Linked DNA regions of Homo sapiens: region 2 is linked to region 1. Evidence: chromatin loops called from intact Hi-C (ENCODE). Cell type or tissue: dorsolateral prefrontal cortex. All regions are shown on one strand.

Evidence for each region. Peaks named below come from ENCODE experiments on the same cell type or tissue, not always from the same donor. Only the 100,000 strongest peaks of a DNase experiment are listed, where the experiment ranks them.
Region 2: it touches region 1 in a loop (2.2-fold over the local background); 2 of 110 quality-filtered maps call a loop at or near these places.

Annotation. Positions count from the first base shown.
Region 1 is chr13:53,068,485-53,070,984 of GRCh38, reverse strand. No RefSeq gene overlaps it. Among named protein-coding and RNA genes, the nearest start is that of OLFM4, 41 kb to the right of the region's middle. In dorsolateral prefrontal cortex, a CTCF peak has its summit at 1,515; a DNase peak (open chromatin) is centred at 1,963; H3K4me3 peaks cover 600 bases; H3K27ac peaks cover 855 bases.
Region 2 is chr13:52,846,204-52,848,703 of GRCh38, reverse strand. It overlaps PCDH8 (protocadherin 8), which reads left to right and starts at 64. Exons shown (of 3, transcript NM_002590.4): 1 at 64-2,500. The coding sequence starts at 268. RefSeq lists enhancers at 101-990, 991-1,879. In dorsolateral prefrontal cortex, CTCF peaks have their summits at 1,339, 1,543 and 2,386 (motif pointing right); DNase peaks (open chromatin) are centred at 43, 1,523 and 2,362; H3K4me3 peaks cover 2,500 bases; H3K27ac peaks cover 2,116 bases; H3K27me3 peaks cover 2,500 bases.

The DNA.
Region 1 (2,500 bases):
AAACTACAGTAACTCTTAAACTCATGTCCCCCTCATCTACTGTATGCCAAACTCATGTCCACACAGCCATCAAATTCCCTCCTTTAAAGCCACCAATGACTTCTGGTTATTCTTTAGAATAAAATCCAGGAAACTTATGATGGCTTTCAAGTTTCTACCTGATCTGGCCCCTGCCTGCTCTCCTCATATTTATTTACTTCTTTATCGGTTTTGTGTCTGTTTGTCCAAGTAGAAAATTTACTGTAGGAAAGGATATTTTTTGGTTTGTATACTTCTATAATTGCAATGTCTAGCACAGTGCCTGGTTTATACTAAACCCACAAAAATATTGGTTGGGTATATAAATTACTGTTATCTGTGACATGTAGAAGAATATAAACTCCTCCCTAAAGCAGCTTCCTAGAGTTGTTGGTTTGAGGATCTAAAGAAGTATAATGGCCTATAAAGCAGACTTGGGTTTCAGGCATTGCATCAGTACTTTAATTGACAGCATGAGTCTAGGAAAATCCTCAGCCTCAATTTCTCTATTTGTTAATGTTCTTTCCCACGATGGATGTGATAATTCTACTCATTTAGCAAACTTTATTGAATGACTACCATCTTCATGGCACTACACTGGGTGCCAACAAGGCCAAGATGAATAAGACACAGCACTTGTCTAGGAGAAATGCACAGGCTATTTAGGGGTGAGGTGAGAATAGGTAAACAACGAGTAAGTATAATAATCTTATTGTGTGCTCCAACAGAAAACCAGTGAAAATACAATGCACCACAAAGAAGCAAGTACTCATTACCATCTGATGTTCAGAGTGGAGACCACCCTTGAGCTGGATTTCAATGACAGGTAGGATTTCCCCTGACAGGAGGGTCAGATTACTGCATGGACTACATGCAAAAGGAGGCGGCATTACATCCAGGAAACAGGAAGTAGTTCCAAAACGCTGGTTATAGAGAGTATACAGAGGTATAGGTGACAGGTGAGATTGCACAGGTAGAGCCTGGAGCTTTTATGTCAGGCTAAGGAGTTTCCATCTTATCCTATAGGAGAAGGATTTTAAGCAGAGGCATAACTTAACTAAGTTTGTCTTTTAGAGAGATTAGTCTGATAGCAGCACGGAGGGTAGATTAGGAGGAACATACAATAAAAACAGAGACTAAAGAGGGCAAGCCGTGGTAGTAATCCAGGATAGCAGGGTACCCCAGAGTATCAGAGAGACAGAAAAGGCAGAAGAGGCATGATCATTGAAACATCAATTAAGTCTCCACCGCTAAAGAGAGTGGAAATATCCAAGCTTGGGTGATTGGTTGATATCATTTTTCTAAACACAGGGTACAGGAGGAGGAGCCCATTTAGGAAGAAATATACAAAGTTCCTTCTTGAACCTGAGTCCACTTCTAGGAAAATACACAAGGGCAGGATATAGCTAGTGCTCTTGTTGTTTTAAGAGGGCCATAGTAGCTGGGACTCCTTAACCAAGTGGCGGCCCATTCCTTCATCTTCTCTCAGCCAGGGTGAAAGCAAGTTATGATTGCTTCTTTCCTCATGGGGGTGTAGTGAGGCTTTGTTTCTTTGTTTAAAGAGCTGTACCACATTCAGATGAAAGGAGCTCTGTTAGGAGCATAAGGAGACCATGCACAAAGGAACGTTTAAAGGCCGCCTGAAGGGTAAGAGACAGGCTTGTAGGGGGCTCGTTCTGGCTTCATAATTAGATTTAAAGATCCAGAGATGAAAAACAAAAGATACAGACATCAGAAGATATGGATTAGTTCTCTCTCCAGATGGATTAACATTTGGGTTGTTTTTCCCAGATGTGACTGGCCAGGATTAAAAACATTCCATGGTTCCCGCAAGAGGACATGCTCACGGAGGCAGTGAAGACCCGGGGGGCCTCTAAAGAGACAGCTGTCAGCTCATCAGCTCACCATGGGGACCACACTCTGCAGAAGTGCAGAGGCTGGGACCTCAGGCATGAGATGCAGCCTTTTACAGCCCAGGAAGCCAGCACCAGTCCCTCCACCCTCACAAAGCCCAGGGGGACTGTGCATCAGCCACCAGTGCCCAGAAGCCTGGGAAAACAGAAAGAAGCTTGCTTGGTACTAAGCACCAGATGGCTCCCTTTCAGAAAAGACTTTCTAAGTGTCCACAACAGCCTTTCTTCTCAGCTAACCTTTGAGGCAGCTTCTCCGACTGCACCTGGCTTGCACTAGTTGCTCCTCCCCAGGGGCTCTGTGAAAATGGGTCAGACTTTGTGAGCTCTGGAAAAACAACTCTTCTTCCAGGTTACAAATCTCTGAAAGAAACAGCCCCTTCTGCTTACATGATGTGGCTTCTTAATACTCACTCTTTCCCTCCACTCCCCTCTCCCATTTCTAGCACTTGAGCACTTGAGTCTTATCTATCTTTAAATCCCTGACAAATCACACACTTCCCCCCAAAGCCTTCCCAGATTTCCCAGTAGGGTTTTCTCTCGTGCACACTCTTTCTCCTGTTGCATTTTGT
Region 2 (2,500 bases), 220 kb after region 1:
CTACCCGGCTCGGGTGATTAGCATATCGGCGGCTATAAAGGCAAAGGCGGCGCGAGGCGGCGCAGCTTCTGTAAGAGACGGAGAGGCGCAGAGTGAGGGCGGGTCCGCGCGTCCTCAGAGCCCGCTGGAGGCTCGGAGCTGCTACCCGCAGACTTCTCCCGCACAGGGCTCGCAAAGAGCGTGATTCCGAGAGCCTGAGACTGACGCCCGACCTGGAAACCAGAGAAGACTTCCTTAGCCTTTCGGATCGCACTTGAGGCTGGAGGCATGAGTCCTGTGAGGCGTTGGGGCAGCCCCTGCCTTTTCCCCTTGCAGCTCTTCAGCCTCTGCTGGGTGCTCTCAGTGGCCCAGAGCAAAACAGTCCGATACAGCACCTTCGAGGAGGATGCCCCCGGCACGGTCATCGGGACCCTGGCCGAGGACCTGCATATGAAAGTATCGGGTGACACAAGCTTCCGCCTGATGAAGCAATTCAACAGCTCTCTGCTCCGGGTGCGCGAAGGCGACGGGCAGCTGACCGTCGGGGACGCCGGCCTGGACCGCGAGCGGCTGTGTGGCCAGGCCCCGCAGTGCGTGCTGGCCTTCGATGTGGTCAGCTTCTCGCAGGAGCAGTTCCGGCTGGTGCACGTGGAGGTAGAGGTGAGGGACGTCAACGACCACGCGCCGCGCTTCCCCAGGGCCCAGATCCCGGTAGAGGTGTCCGAGGGTGCGGCAGTGGGCACGCGCATCCCCTTGGAGGTGCCGGTGGACGAGGACGTGGGCGCCAACGGGCTGCAGACCGTGCGCCTGGCCGAGCCGCACAGCCCCTTTCGCGTGGAGCTGCAGACGCGAGCGGACGGCGCTCAGTGCGCAGACCTGGTGCTGCTGCAGGAGCTGGACCGCGAGAGCCAGGCCGCCTACAGCCTGGAGCTGGTGGCCCAGGACGGCGGCCGCCCGCCGCGCTCCGCCACGGCTGCCCTCAGCGTGCGCGTCCTGGATGCGAATGACCACAGCCCGGCCTTCCCGCAGGGCGCCGTGGCCGAAGTGGAGCTGGCGGAAGACGCGCCCGTGGGCTCCCTGCTTCTCGACCTGGACGCAGCCGACCCCGACGAGGGACCTAACGGCGACGTGGTGTTCGCATTTGGCGCCCGCACCCCGCCGGAGGCGCGCCGCCTCTTTCGGCTTGACCCGCGATCAGGCCGCCTCACCCTGGCCGGGCCCGTGGACTACGAGCGTCAGGACACCTACGAGCTGGACGTGCGGGCGCAGGACCGCGGACCCGGGCCCCGCGCTGCCACCTGCAAGGTCATCGTGCGCATCCGAGACGTCAATGACAACGCACCCGACATCGCCATCACCCCGCTGGCCGCCCCAGGCGCGCCGGCAACCTCACCCTTCGCCGCTGCCGCCGCCGCCGCTGCACTCGGGGGAGCGGACGCTAGCTCGCCGGCGGGAGCCGGGACGCCGGAGGCTGGTGCCACTTCGCTGGTGCCGGAGGGGGCGGCGCGCGAGAGCCTGGTGGCCCTGGTCAGCACCTCGGACAGGGACTCGGGCGCCAACGGGCAAGTGCGCTGCGCCCTCTATGGGCACGAGCACTTCCGGCTGCAGCCGGCCTACGCGGGCAGCTACCTGGTGGTGACCGCGGCGTCGCTGGACCGCGAACGCATCGCCGAGTACAACTTGACGCTGGTGGCCGAGGATCGCGGCGCGCCCCCGCTGCGCACAGTGCGGCCCTACACGGTGCGTGTGGGCGACGAGAACGACAACGCGCCGCTCTTCACGCGGCCGGTCTATGAGGTGTCGGTGCGCGAGAACAACCCGCCAGGCGCCTACCTGGCCACGGTGGCCGCCCGCGACCGGGACCTGGGCCGCAACGGCCAGGTCACCTACCGGCTGCTGGAGGCCGAGGTGGGCCGCGCCGGGGGCGCCGTGTCCACTTATGTCTCGGTGGACCCAGCTACCGGAGCCATCTACGCGCTGCGCAGCTTCGACTATGAGACGCTGCGCCAACTCGACGTTCGCATCCAAGCTAGCGACGGCGGCTCCCCTCAGCTTTCCAGCAGCGCCCTAGTGCAAGTGCGCGTGCTGGACCAGAACGACCATGCGCCAGTCCTGGTGCACCCGGCGCCAGCCAATGGCTCCCTAGAAGTGGCGGTGCCTGGGCGCACCGCAAAGGACACGGTTGTGGCCCGTGTGCAGGCCCGGGATGCAGACGAGGGAGCCAACGGGGAGCTGGCGTTCGAGCTGCAGCAGCAGGAGCCGCGCGAAGCCTTCGCCATCGGCCGCCGCACGGGGGAGATACTGCTCACCGGCGACCTCTCGCAGGAGCCACCCGGTCGCGTGTTCAGGGCGCTCCTGGTCATATCCGACGGCGGCCGTCCCCCGCTCACCACCACCGCAACTGTCAGCTTCGTGGTAACAGCAGGGGGCGGGCGTGGGCCGGCTGCGCCTGCCAGTGCAGGAAGCCCGGAGCGTTCCCGCCCGCCTGGCTCTCGGCTCGGGGTGTCCGGGTCGGTGCTGC